Linked DNA regions of Homo sapiens: region 2 is linked to region 1. A link is an interaction called in ENCODE POLR2A ChIA-PET data of the cell type or tissue named here. Cell type or tissue: PC-9. All regions are shown on one strand. Each heading gives the region's core, and the rest is flanking DNA. Links, peaks and the distances in the headings are about the cores only. Region 1 holds the start of LOC124902869 (a long non-coding RNA gene). Region 2 has its middle 15 kb from the start of C1S.

Region 1 (6,692 bases), core at 1-5,000:
CCTAAAACCGAGGAGTCAGCAGAGCTATGCTCCTTCTGGAGGCAGTAGGGAGAAATCTGTTTTCTTGTCTTTTCCAGCTTCTAGAGGCCACCTGATTCTTTGGTTCATGGCACCTACCTCTGTCTTCAGCCAGAAATGTCTGGCCAAGCCCCTCTAATATGGTCATCCCTCTGGTTCTCTCCCTGCCGCCTCCATCTCTCACATATAAGGACCTCAGTGATCATATTGGGCCCACTTGGATAATCCAGAATCATCTCTACATTCTCTCTCCATATCCTGGAGGATAATCTCCAAGACCTCTACCACATTCATTGATTCTAAAAAGTTATCACACCAAGAGAATGCAGTAATAACTTTTTTAAGCCACTTAGTTTGTGAAAAATTTTTATAGCAGCAATGAGAAGACAAGCCACTGACTTGGAGAAAATATTTGCAAAACTCCTACGTGATAAAGAACTGTTATCCAAAATATAAAAAGAACTCTTAAAACTCAACAATAAGAACATAAGGTGGGCCAATTAGAAACTTCCATCTTCAACTGTAATTTCTCTTTGCCATGTGGCCTCACCTATTCACAGGTTCCAGACAGTACGACGTGGACATCTTTGGGAAGGACATTATTTTGCAACACACCCACTGAAAATATCCTTCAGGAATGGAGGGAAAATCAAGACATGCTTCATTAAGGAAAATGAAAAGAATTTGTCCCCATCAGACCTACCCTGACTGAATAGCCAAAGGAAGTTCTTAAAGCAGAAAGGAAACAATAAAAGAAGGAACTCAGGAACATCATGAAATAAGGAAAAATGCAGTAAGCAAAAATATGGGTCAATACAATAGGCTCAAGTTTTCTAACATATGTTTGACGATTGAAGAAACATCATATCATTGTTTGTTTTTTGGAATAAGCATTAGCTAAACAAATGAAACTTAAGTTGCCCAACCAGTTACTTATATTCAGCATCTATGAGTTTCAGTAACTTCACCTTGACACTCACCACATTTTGTCATCTACAACCTGAAGGGATTGCACAACAGATTTCTAAAAGTCCCTGTTTCTAAAATCTATGACTGTCATGTAGTAAGTAGTGTCAAATGCCCTCTATAAGAGCCAGTCTCATTGTCCATTTTAATTCAATAATTCGACAAGTGTGTATTAGGCACCTATTGAGCACAAGTCCTCATGCTAATTCCCTAATTTCTTATCATTTATAATTCCTTATTATTTAGGCATTTACTCTGATATTTGCATTATCTTTAAATCCCCTCCCAGGGCTTAACCTTACCAGTCCCACCACCACCAAATATACATGCTTCCTGTCCATGGGAGCCTTTTCAAGTAGGCTGCTCCCACCCAGCTGCCCAAGCTGGCTTCCTGTGAGACCTCTACCACATTCATTGATTCTAAAAAGTATCACTTTAAGAGAATGAGAAGACGAGCTACTAACTTGGACAAAATATTTGCAAAACTCATACGTCATAAAGGACTGTTATCCAAAATTTTAAAAGACTTTAAAACTCAGTAATAAGAAAACAAACAACTCAACTTGAAAATGGGCAAAACATCTGAATAGGCAAAAGAAGATATACAGATGGCAAATAAGCATATGAAAAGATGCTTAGCATCATATGTCATTAAGAATTGCAAGTTAAAACAACAATGACAGACCACTACACACCTATTGGAATGGCCAAAATCCAAAACTCTGGCAACACCAAATGCTGACAAGGGTGTGGAGCAACAGGAACCCTTTTTTGTTGCTGTTGGGAATGCAAAATGGTACAGCCACTTTGGAAGACAGTTTGGCAAATTCTTACAAAAACTAACCATACTCTTATCATATGGTCCAGCCATCACACTCTTTGGTATTTAACCAAATGAGCTGAAAACATATCCACACAAAACTTTGCACAATATTATTCATAAACACCAAACTTGAAGAAGGAAACCAAGATGTCCTTCAGTAGAGGAACAGATAAACTGTGATTCATCCATACAATGGAATGTTATTTAGCAATAAAAAGAAATGAGCTAACCAGCCATTAAAAGGCATGGAGGAAACTTAAATGCATATTACTAAGTGAAAGAAGCCAATCTGAAAATGATTCATACTATATGATTCCAAGTATATGACATCCTGGAAAAGGCAAAGCTATGGAGACAGCAAAAAGATCAGTAGTTGCCAAGGGGTGGAGGTCAGGGAAGAGGGATGAGTAGGTGGAAGACAGAGCATTTTTAGGGCAGTGAGGCCACCCTGTAATGGTGAACTTATATCATTTGTCAAAACCCATAGAACTTACAACACAACAAGTGAAGTCTACTGAAAACTATGGACTGTGGGTGACCATGATGGGTCAATGTAGGTTCATAATTGTAGCAAATGCACCCTCTGGTAAGGGATATTGAGAGTAGGGAAGTCTGGGGATGGGGACAGGGGGTATATGGGAACTCTCTGTGCTTTCTGCTCAGTTTTTCTGTGAACCCCAAACAGCTCTAAAAAATAAAATATATTAAAAAAAGTATTACTGAGCTTCTTCAGATGAAAGTGGAGTATGTTTCCTACTGCCTGTTGCTGCAGAATTTAGCCAGCTGAGTACCCTTCCTCCCACAATATTTCTGTAACACAGAGGAGATAATACACACCATTGGTTACACACAGCCTGTATTCCACAGACTTTGGCTGATGACAGGGTGAGCAAGATATATTACGTGTCTCAGGGTAGCACCTAGTAGCACCTGGTAAAAATTCTCTGCTAAAATTAAAGAGGGAAAGTATAGTAGATGGTATGTCATGTTATAGTCATATAACATAAGTCATAATTCCAGGCATAAGTCCCAGGAGCATGGGTCTCCTTCCTTCTCACATCCTTATTCTTGGGTGTAGGTGCCTGCTTCTGCACATTATTGTAGAAGAGATGACAATAACTGAAGTAACTCACATTTTTAGGGAGTATTCCAGTTCCAGGAACTGTGCTAAACACATTCTCAGTAACTATAAGAATGTGGGAGACAAGCAGGATTGTCTGGTGAATTACCTGGGGAGCTCCTTCCAGTTGCCTGGCAAGAGGCTAGCTTGGAGGGCTGGGAAGATCATCATCCTCTTTCTCCCAGCAGGACATGCCACTCCAGACAGAACTCAACTTCCCTAGTGACTATTGGCTATCCAACCTCTCCTCCAGGTAAGAAAAGTTATGCCTGATCTCAGTATATTCCAAGGTCTCTAGATGCTGGGCTTCATGTTTTCCAAGGTATTGCTGTAAATGATTAGCACTCAAACTCAGACTGTCAAGGCCACAAAGCCACCCACACTTGCCTTCTAAAAGTCACAGCAATAGGAAGAGGGAGCCTTCTTAACCCCCTCCTCAAAATGCTGAGAGAACAGGGAACCTATTCACCTGCTGACTCTTCCACCTGCTTCATCCCATAGCAAATGACCCACTAGAGTTTTCTCTAAGGGCTTTGCAAGAAAGAATGTAAGCCCCATGACAGCAGAGATTTCAGCCAGCTCAGTGCTGGATCTCCAGGACCTAGAACTGTGCCTGACACACACAGTAGATAATGTTTTAATTGGTTTTATTATTTTTAGGTATGGTAAATCCAACAGATCAGGAAATTACTGCCATTGAAAAGATAGTTTGTTACAATTCCCAGAGAAGTGGGGGGCACACCATATCACAAGGGGCCAAATGTGGTAAAGGAAAGAAGGGAGAAAAGGAGGAAAGCAGGAAGGAAGGAAGGGAGGGAGGGAGGGAGGGAGGGAGGGAGGGAGGGAGGAGCCAGCCATCAAGTCATGAAAATAAATGGAAGAAAATTAAAATACATATTGATAAGTGAAAGAAGCCAATTTAAAAAGGCTACATAATGTATTATTTCAGCTATATGACATTCTGAAAAAGGCAAAACTATGGAGACAGTCAAAAGTTCAGGGGTTGCCAGGGGCTCAAGGGGAGGGAGGGGTGTGGATGAGTATATGGAGCACAGAGCGTTTTTAGGGCGGTGAAATTATCCTGTGTAATACTGTACTAGTAGATACATGTCATTATATATATCATTACACATTTGTCCAAACCCACAGAATGTACAACACAAAGAGTGAAGCCCAGTGAAAATTATGGAATTTCAGTAATCATGATGGGTCAGTGTAGGTTTATCAATTGTAACAAATGTTCCACACTAAAACAAGATGATAAAGGCTTGTTATCCAAAATATTTTTTTAAACTCAACAATAACAAGTCAATTTTAAAATTGGCAAAAGACCTGAAGAGACACTGCATTAAAGAAGATATACTGATGACAAATAAATATATGAAAAGATGTTAAATATCATGTCATTAGAGAATCACAAGTTAAAACAACAATGAAACACCACTACATACATATTAGAACAGCTAAAATTCAAAACACAGACAACACCAAATGCTGGTGAGGATGTGGAGCAACAGAAACTCTCTTTCATTGTTGGAGGGAATGCTAAATGGTGTGACCACTTGAAAAGATAGTCTTAACAGTTTCCTACAAAACAAAACATACATACTCTTACCATACAGTCCAGCAATCCTTGGCATTTAACCAGAGTTGAAACCTGTCCATACAAAACCATGCACATGAGTGTTTATAGCAGCTTTATCCACTGCTATATCACTGCCAAAACTTAAGAAAAACCAAAATGTCCTTCAATAGGTGAATGGATAAACAACTGTGGTACATCCATACAATGGAATATTGTTCTAGTGGTTACCTTTAACACACTTAGTTCCCTTTTTCTTTAGACAATCCTATTGCTACTTTCTATGAACAAAAAAAGACTAGCTTATAACTTTTCTTCCTCCATCTCCTCCCTTCCTTCCCCTGTTCAGCTTTAGTCATACAATCTTCCTTAATGTTTACCCTTTATACTTTTGAAGATGCTCAACTCTTTGCTACTTGATTTGTCAGCTTTACATGATATCCTTTCACTTGTAGCTATTACATAAAATGAATCAGTGAGATTTTTCTGCTGTTCTCCTTTTTCCTCCCATTTTGTTTGTTGTATTATTCTCTTGTCATTCCTATTCCCACTTTTGTTTTACTCTTAGTTTTGCAGTTAACTATTATTCAGTGCTTGCCAACTAGTCCTTTTGCCAAAGGGAATGGGTTTTAAGCACTTTTAAGTTCTTTATGTCTGCCATTGTATAATGGGAGTGTTGTTATCCTCTTGTATGATCTTACAGCAAATCATCTGGTGAGGATTTTGGGTAGTGAGACAAATGAGGCTGGGCATGTGTGGGATAGGAATAAACTACTGAGTAGAATGTCAGCCTTGGATACAGAGTAGCCTCGGAGTTCATTTAATGAGTCTATAGTTTTTGCCCATAGCTAAGCCTCCTGGGAGAAAAAGCCAAGTTGTACACCCATGCCCCAGGTGTGATGGTGCATACCCATAGATTCAGCTACTCAGGAGGCTGAGGGGGGATCACTTGAGCCCAAAAGGTCAAGGCTGCAGTGAGCTATGATCGTGCCACTGCACTCCAGCCTAGGCTGCAGAGTGAGACCTTGTCTCAAAGAAAAAAAAAAAGAAATTCTGGAATTTGAGTTGGATGTACTGCCCCCATGTTATAATATTAAAAGTAAAATTTCCCATAATTTAGCAAATTAATATCTTATGAAAATTTGGTTTTAGCATGTAGACCATTTTTCAGAAAGTCTATTTTAAATGATTTTGTTTTAATTACAACTAGTTAAATTATACCCAGAATTCCATACATAAATCCCCTTCATAAACCTTATCATGACTTACACAGACCATACAATATGCTTGGACTTTTTGACTTGTCTTATACTATCTCTTTCTTACATAACGAGTCATTTTATTTTAGGACAAGAATTTACAAGATCCCTCTTCATACAAAATTATTCTTTATATTTTTACTTGCCAAAAATCTTTTAATCTGTAATTTTTTATATAATTTTTTTAACTTACTGGCTCCCTCATATTTTGAACCTCTCAATAATTTTTAAATTAAACAAAAACTATTATTATTATTCCCCAATAAAGAATATAATTTTTGTCATATTTTATATAAACCAAGGATGTAAGAAATCCTGCACTGCCCATGAAACACTGACATTTTATAGATGAGAACCATTGCACAATTTCAAGATTTTAAACCACACAAAAAGTTCACTGTTTAAGTATCTATTATATTTAGATGTTGGGAACAGGCCCCCCAAAATCTGGCCATAAACTGGCCCCAAAACTGGCCATAAACAAAATCTCTGCAGCACTGTGACATATTCATGATGGCCATAACACCCATGCTGGAAGGTTGTGGGTTTACCAGAATGAGGGCAAGGAACACCTGGCCTGCCTAGGGCGGAAAACTGCTTAAAGGCATTCTTACACCACAAACAATAGCATGAGCGATCTGTGCCTTAAGGACATGCTCCTGCTGCAGATAACTAGCCCAACTCATCCCTTTATTTCAGCCCATCCCTTCGTTTCCCATAAGGGATACTTTTAGTTAATCTAATATCTATAGGAACAATGCTAATGACTGGCTTGCTGTTAATAAATACATGAGTAAATCTCTGTTCGAGGCTCTCAGCTCTGAAGGCTGTGAAACCCCTCATTTCCCACTTCACATCTCTATATTTCTGTGTGTGTGTGTCTTTAATTTCTCTAGCGCCGCTGGGTTAGGGTCTCCCCAACTG
Region 2 (8,384 bases), core at 412-5,411, 98 kb after region 1:
ATTTTCCCACATGCATAGTTGTAAATATAACAGCTTTTTTTTTTTTTTTCAAGACAGACTCTCACTCTGTGACTCACACTGGAGTGTAGTAGTGCAGTCTTGGCTATCTGCAACCTCTGCCTCAGGGTTCAACTGATTCTTGTGCCTCAGCCACCTGAGTAGCTGGAATTACAGGCATCTGTCACCACTGCCCAGCTAAATTTTTTGTATTTTCAGTAAAGACGGAGTTTTGCCATGTTGGCCAGGCTAGTCTCGAACTCCTGACCTCAAGTGATCCGCCTGCCTCGGCCTCCAAAGTGCTGGGATTACAGGCAAGAGCCACTGCACCCAGCCTATAACAGCTTTTTTAACAGCTCATCTTCCAGTCTCTAAATATTCCTTAGGAGAGGAGTGCTATGAAATTTTTGTTTCCAAGCTGAATCACTAACAATATTGTTAAATCACTTGTATTCTTTAAGATCTCTAAAAATCAGAAAAGGACACAGAACTTGGATTAAGCATTATAAGTATTTGTAATAGAACAGTATCATGGTGTTATTGCACAATTGACTGTTCCAGACTTGTTTAAACAACTTTACATGACCCAGCACACACAGGCCTGAACTTCAGAAGACCAGCAGAGTTAAAACATTCCCAAGTGATGAGTTGTTTTTTTTTAACTTTTTTTAAACTTTTTTTTTTTTTTTTTTTTTGAGACAGAGTCTCATTCTATCACCCAGGCTGGATGCAGTGGCACAATCTCAGCTGACTGCAGCCTCCACCTCCCAGGTTCAAGAGATTCTCCTGCCTCAGCCTCCCGAGTAGCTGGGATTACAGGCGCCTGCCACTATGCCCAGCTAATTTTTGTACCTTTGGTAGAGATGGCATTTCACCATGTTGGCAAGGCTGGTCTCGAACTCCTGACTTCAAGTGATTCGCCCACCTCGGTCTCCCAAAGTGCTGGGATTACAGGCATGAGCCACCGTGCCCAGCCCTCTTCTTATTTTAATAATCGGAGGAGTTCCCAGGAAACTCAGATGACTCCTCTGACCTTCTAATTCCCATTCCCCCACCCCAAACTCATATGTGTCTTATTCTCAAAGTGCACTGGAATAGGAAAGTACAGGCAAAACCAATGATCTGTGAATAGATGGTTCACAGAAAAGAAAATATAAATTGCTTTGAGGCTTTGGGGCTTAATTTCACTCATAATAAGGAAAATATTTAAATAAAATGCCATCTTTTTACCTGTAAGATTGGCAAAAATAATATACCATGTTGTTGAAAATGTAAAGAAAAAGACACTCTCACACATTGCTTTTCGGAATGTATCCCTACAGAGAGCAATTTGGTAACAGGTAACCAAAATTACAAATACATATGCCTTTTCACTCACCAATTCAACTTCTAGGAATTCAGCCCACATTTTCTCACATATGAAATAAACCGCACATGTAGGTTAGTCATTGCAGCATTGTTTATAATAACAAAATATTGGAATCCTGCATTCTGAAAGGTATCTGGTACCAAAGTTTCAGGTAAATTATGGAATATCCAAATGATGAAATGCAATGTAACCATTCAATCCTTACTACAGACAGCATGGTAAGTGAAAACAAGTAAAATGCAGAATGTATAAAATATTATGTATAAAACGCTACCGTTTCCATTTGTAGCCAGGTGGTGGCACATGCCTGTAGTACCAGCTACTTGGGAGACTGAGGTGGGAGGATGGCTTGAGCCTGGGAGGTCGAAGCTGCAATGAACTATGATCACACCACTGTACTCCAGCCTGAGCGACACAGCAAGGCTCTGTCTCAAAAATAAATGAAATAAAATAATAAAATGCTACTATTTGTATACATAACAGGAGTAGGCATATATCACTTACATGTGTATAAAAGATCACTAGAAAGATATACAAGAAATATTGGTGGTCTCTGGGGGGACATAGGAGTGGAAGGAAAAGTTATCACTGTATGCTGTTTTGATCTTTCAAAGTTTTAACCATGTAGGTGTTTTACCTATTCAAAAAATAGATGGTGCTCTTTAAATAAAAAAAAAAATTAGGCTGGAAGCAGTGGCTCATGCCTATAATCCTAGCACTTTAGGAGGTCGAGGCTGGAGAATCATCTGAGCCCAGGAGTTCGAGACCAACCTGGTCAGAACCAACTGGTGACATCAGATGTTTAAAAAAAAAAAAAAACAAAAACCGTGAAAGAAGACTAACCCGGGCAACATAGTGAGATTCCATCATTATAAAAAATTAAAAATTAGCTGGACATGATGATGTGTGCCTGTGGTCCCAGCTACTCAGGAGGCTGAAACAGGAGGCACACTTGAGCGCAGGAATTCGAGGCTGTAGTGAGCAATGTTCTCACCACTGCACTCCAGCCTGGGCAACAGAGCAAGACTCTGTATTTAAAAAAATATAGAAAATAAGAATTTAAAAATTGTAAAGGAGTAGCCTCATTGAAAAAGTTGACATGTATCAAAGATCGGAGGAAGTTAGACATTCAGAGACCTAGGGAAAGAATATTCCAGGAAGAAGCCAAGGGCCCTGAAGTGAGCAGCTGCCTGATCCATCAGAGAATGCGCAGGCAGCCACGCCATGTTCTGGGCAGAGTGCTCCGTGTGCACACATTGAAAGGCTCATGCTGGCTGCTGAATTGAAGACATACTACAGCTGAAAAAGGGCATAAAAAGGACCAATTCGGTGGCAATTACAGTAATGCAGGCAAGAAGTGATGGTAGCTCAGAGCAGGGGTGCAGTGGAAGTGGTGAGAAGTGGTCAGATTATGGATAAAACTTAAAGAAGAACCAAAGGGTTTCCTGACGGAGTAGACACTGGAAGGGGAGGGGTGAGAAAATGGTGTCAGCTTGATGGGGATGAGTACGAGACGAGCAGGTCTGATAGGTTCTGTCTGGAACATGTTGATTTTCAGATGGCTACTAGTTTAGGGCCAAGAAGAAGGAGATTTACCGACCTCCTGAACCAAACAACAACAAAGAAGACTAAAATACATGAAACAACGGTTTTTGAGACACTGGACATTGGACAAAAAAAGACAACGATGCCTGAGAGACTGGGCCCATTTTACTGCCTTGAGAGAGTTTCCAAGCTGAGTTGCTAGAAGGAGAAATCCAGGTAGGACTCAGTCAGCTCCCTGACTTGAGGAGACACAGGCCCAGATCCAGGAAACCAAGGCCCCTGGAGGTCACAGAACTGAGGATCAGGGAGGAGAAAGGTACACAGAGAGATGGCCAGAAGTCTGCAGAGGATCCCACAAGTATTTAACTGAGTACTGCTCAGCACTCACATGTGAGAAAACTACCTGGGGATGGGGAGAATCCCAATAACATCAGCAGAGGGAACGCCACCCGGCAATCACCAGGCCTGGGAACAGTGCCTGATGCCACCAGCCAGCCTGGAAACCGTCATGCCCCACAGGGCATTGGGAAGAGAATGCAGGAGGCTCTCGCCTCTGTTGTAGGGCCCAGGCTGACCAGGACCATGACCACCAAGGTAGGAGGAAAACCTGGGGAGCTCAGTGCTCAGAAGCCAAGGAAAGAAAGTGCATCGAGGTGGAGATAAAGACTGAGCATCCATCCTTGGATGGAGCAATGTCAGAGTCATTGGTGACCCAGAAAAGCACAGTATGGTGGAATGATAGGGGGAAAAGCCAGAGCCAAGTTGGAGAGAGAGCGGGAGAGTAGGAACTGGAAACAGGGTATAATCAATTATTTTAAGGAATTTGCTGCAAACGGAAGCAAATAAATAGGGAAAGCTGTTGGAGGAATTGTGGTCAAGAGAAGTCTGTCTTAAGTTTAGAGGAATTACAACATGTTAACATACAGATAGGAATTACACAATAGGGAGGGAAATGGTGATGGGGTGGGTGGAGATGGAATCGAGTTGGAAGCATGGATAAGTCACCAACGGATAAGTTAACACACATGCCAGCTGAGTGTAAGGGAACAGATGCCAGTATTCCAGTAGATGTGGTGGTGGTAGAAGCTCTCTGCTAGGTTTCATGTGTCTTGGTGAGGTAGAAAATAAGGTCATCAGCTGAGAATGAGGATGGAGAATTTCAGGGGTGTGAGAAGAGAGAAGAAATGAAATAGTCATCTGGGACAGTGGGATTGAGAATGGATTAGGGAATTTTGATTGCCTGGGAGCATGAAGGGTTCATTTGAGATTCATGGCCAACAGTTAAAAGGGAGACAGTTGTTCTTTTGTGAGACATTCTCACCTTTTTTGAGACAGTTGTGTGAGCTTGTGTGTTTTCCCCTAGCCACTAGCAGCCGTACCATTCAGGCACACAGGAAGCAGGGTTTTATTACGTCAAGTGAGCATATTGAAACCAAAGAAGAGCCAGATGTGGTGGCTCATCCCTACAATCCCATCACTTTGGGAGACCATGGAGAGAAGATTGCTTGAGGCCAAGAGTTCAAGACCAGCCTGGGCAACATAGCGAGACCCTGTCTCTACAAAAAAATTAAAAATTAGCCAGGTGTGGTAGTGCATGACTGTAGTCTCAGTGTCTCAGGAGGCTGAGGTGGGAGGACTCCTTAAACCCAGGAGTTTGGGGCTACAGTAAGCTGTCATTATGCCACTGTACTCCAGCGTGGGCAACAGAGTGCGACCCCGTCTAAAAGAAAGAGAGAGAGAGAGAGAGGAAGGAACAGAAGGAGGGAGGGAAGAAGGGAAGGGAAGGAAGGAAGGAAGGAAAATAACAGGCATGCAGGAAAAAAAAATCATATTTTCAGAGGATAGATGATGACAGTGAGGACAACACAGGACACCAAAACGGAGGCAAGCCACCAAGGACCGGGAAAAGAGACCTGAAAGGCTTAGGGCCACTTAAGGCAAACTCGAGACAACTTCGTAAATTGCTGGAAAAAAATTCTACATAAATTGTATCACAATTATGTGGCAGAGCAGGTAAAGTTCATCTAGGTCCAACCTAGGTGTTCAGTGTTTTCCAAAACCTCTCCTCGGGGGTCTCTGTCAAGCCTTTTGGGGTCAGCCCTGCCCCACACAACCGGCCTCTGCTTGGCCCTATGAGAAGGCCAAATTCTCCCTTTTAGGTCTTCTTCAGTCCTACTCAGATCTGACACACTCACCTGCAGTGGCCCCAGGATTCTTCTCTGCTGTCCTGACTTCTCCCCCAACTAGGTGCTCAGGTGCTTTTTTTGCTTTCATCCCTGCTTCCGTGCATTTTTATTCTGTGAATTTTTATTTCTGTGATTTTTTTTTTTTTGAGACAGAGGCTCGCTCTGTCACGCAGGCTGGAGTGCGGTGGCGTGATCTAGGCTCACTGCAACCTCTGCCTCCCAGGTTCAAATGATTCTTCTGCCTCAGCTTGCTGAATAGCTGGGACTACAGGTGCCCGCCATGACGCCCGGCTAATTTTGTATTTTTAGTAGAGACGGGGTTTCACCGTGTTAGCCAAGATGATCTCAATCTCCCGACCTCATGATCCGCCCGCCTCGGCCTCCCAAAGTGCTGGGATTATAGGCATGAGCCATAGCGCCCGGCCCTATTTCTGTGGATTTTTATTCTAGCCATCCTCTTTTATTTTTTCTGTTAAAAACCTTAAGTTCTTCTTGCTTTCTGTCTAAGAGAGATCAAGAAACATTTTCATTTTATCCATGAATAGGCAGATGCCCAGAAAAACCTGAGCATATTATGCCAAAAATATTTCACACTCAGTCCTTAAGCAATGAAGACAAAAGAAATGATTTGTTTCCACATTAAACCTAAAGGGAGATAGATACACAATGCAAACAGCCCATTTGGAGATGAGGCAGAACACAATGGTTACAATCAGAATGAGCTCCTTCCTGGCAGCTGCAGGTCTTCTGTGTTCTTTGTAGTCCCTTATAGAGGAAGAGAGATTTTTTTTAAAACAGATGCTTCCATTCAGGAAACTAGGTCCATCAGAGACTTTCCCTGTAGGTTTTGCTCTGGGGGGGGGGGGTTCCCCCGTTGTGGTTCCTGTTACCACAACTTCATCTCCCTCAATATGTCCAGTCTCTGCTTTTCTCTGGTTCAAGGGTGGACATACCCAAAATCAATTTCCTCTTAGGACAAATGAGAGAAGCTGGATCTTTCCAATGTGTCTTTTTATGATTGTAAGAGAAAATAAAAAAGGATGTGAGTACAAAACGTAGCAAGAGGGAAATCTTGGTAGTGATGGAATTGTTTCGTATCTTGACTGCAGAGGTGCTCACATGAGTCTCCAATGTAGTAAAATAACACAAAACTGCCCTTGCACATTGTACCAACATGAGTTTCCTGGTTTAGATATTGTACTGTAGTTACCTAAGATGTAGCCATTAGGGGAAATAGCGCCTCTCTGTACTAACTTTGCAACTTCTTGTGAATATGTCAAAAGAAAAAGGGTTTTGTTAAATCATTATTTTAAAAACCATGGCAGAGTTTGTGGATCTGATCAAGATTAAATAAAGCTGTGTTGTGTCCGTGTGTGTGTGTGTGTGTGTGTGTGTGTGTGTGTGTGTGTGTGTGAGACGGAATCTCACTCTGCTGCCCAGGCTGGAATGCAGTGGTGCCATCTCGGCTCACTGCAATACCAGGTTCAAGCGATTCTCCTGCCTCAGCCTCCCGAGTAGCTGGGATTACAAGCACCTGCCACCACACCTGGCTAATTTTTGTATTTTTAGTAGAGACAAGGTTTCACTGTGTTGGTCAGGCTGCTCTCAAACTCCTGACCTCATGTGATCCATCCTCCCTGGCCTCCCAAAGTGCTGGGATTACAGGTGTGAGTCACCACGCCTCACATCATATTTTCAATTTTTAAAATAATAACCAATATGCAGGAAAAAAGTCACATTTCCACTGAATATGTTTCTGATTCTAGCAGTCACTGTAAAGGAAACTTTAGAGTCCCAGGATCCCTTCTAGCCCCTTCTGGGCTGGTCCAGTTTCAAGTAGGTTCAAGCCCTCTTGACCACCGGACATTGTCTTTCCTCCCTGGCATGAGTTGCTGACCCACCAGTCCATTTTCTTCTGACCAAAGAAAAGTGACAATTCACCTTCTTCAAAAAGCTAACTCTTTTCCTGAGTTTCAGATGAAGCGGACATATGTTCCCAAGTAACTTGCAAGGTACTACGATGGATACCCTTTAAACACAATGAATGACTTTCTAGCCCCTCTAGGACCTGATGACAAGCTCTTCCCAGCTCTGAAGTCTCTGATCATGATTCATTTAGGTCTTCTCCCTGCCATTCACCCAGAGAAATGACCTTGCAGCACAGTCAACGATGCAAAGCCCATTCCCGTCATGCCGTACAAGGTGGCAGCAAAGAGGGAAATTCTTCACCAATACCTCAGCCCATCAGCAAGGGCAGAACCCAAATAGACTGGTGATTCTCCGAGAGGGATGAACTTCCTTTTTCTGTTACTTGTCAGATTCCAGGTTAATTTTTTGCTATTGCCCCAAGTATAAAAAAAGAAGAACAATATCCCTTTCACAGACCATGTTTCTAAATCTTAATATTCCTCCAATGCCTTTTTATCTCTAGAAGAATCCTCCTCTCACGGAAACACTCTCACCCAGGGCACACTGTCAACTCCATTGCTCCTGCAATGACAGGAAGGGTGAGGAGGTGGCTATGAGGCATACAGTTCAGGAGTGACACAGTGACTTTATGCTGCTTGGTTGACCATATAATCCTCCCAGGGACTCCCTGTTGTAATTCCCTTCAATTCTTCAGGCCCTTCAATTAGAGTTCCTCTGGTTACCTCATCACGTTTACCCTGCGGTCTAAGGTCAACTGTTGAATTTAGCCCTCTTGGTCTATGGAATATCAAAGTCCATTCTTGATGGGCCCAAACCAACCTTTTTTGGCTTCTAGTAAAAACTGCCCTCCTGAAAGCCACGTGTCACATCAAATAGGTCAGATTCCCCCTCAGCTCTTCCTCTCAGACCTCCGCTTTCCTAAGACGCCCTGTTAGGGCAACCGCTGTCCTAAGATAGTTGTCCTGTCCTCAGTTTTTAAAATGCTAAGTCTCTATTCTGTAGTCATTTCTCATCACTAATCATTCTTTTGGAAGAGGAATCTTTTCTTTTCCTTCCCCTAGAAAATAGAAGGGAGAGTTTTGGGGTCCATCCTTACCGAGATTTTCTGCTATGTCATCTTGGTACAGAGTTCAGTCTAATGAAAACATTGTCACAAATTGATTAAAACCACCAGGAAAGCAGACAAGAGCATGCTCAATTTCTTTAGTTTTTCTTTTTTGTTGTCATAATATTGCATGATACAATGAGTATTAGAGGAAAATTAACTTTCCGTTCACATATTGAAACAATTTCTACTTAAAGAAGATCTTAAACAGCCAACTCAAACTATTGTACATGGATTTCTGAATGAGGTGGGG

What was found. Peaks named below come from ENCODE experiments on the same cell type or tissue, not always from the same donor. Only the 100,000 strongest peaks of a DNase experiment are listed, where the experiment ranks them.
Region 2: POLR2A ChIA-PET joins it to region 1 with 9 read pairs; 2 of 35 experiments call an interaction of 5 or more read pairs at or near these places.

The regions. Positions count from the first base shown.
Region 1 is chr12:7,171,102-7,177,793 of GRCh38, reverse strand. It overlaps LOC124902869 (a long non-coding RNA gene), which reads left to right and starts at 3,115. Exons shown (of 2, transcript XR_007063196.1): 1 at 3,115-3,180. In PC-9, for the core only: no CTCF peak of the experiment used is centred there; a DNase peak (open chromatin) is centred at 2,053; H3K27me3 peaks cover 132 bases.
Region 2 is chr12:7,071,646-7,080,029 of GRCh38, reverse strand. No RefSeq gene overlaps it. Among named protein-coding and RNA genes, the nearest start is that of C1S, 15 kb to the right of the region's middle. In PC-9, for the core only: no CTCF peak of the experiment used is centred there; a DNase peak (open chromatin) is centred at 589; H3K4me3 peaks cover 120 bases; H3K27ac peaks cover 223 bases.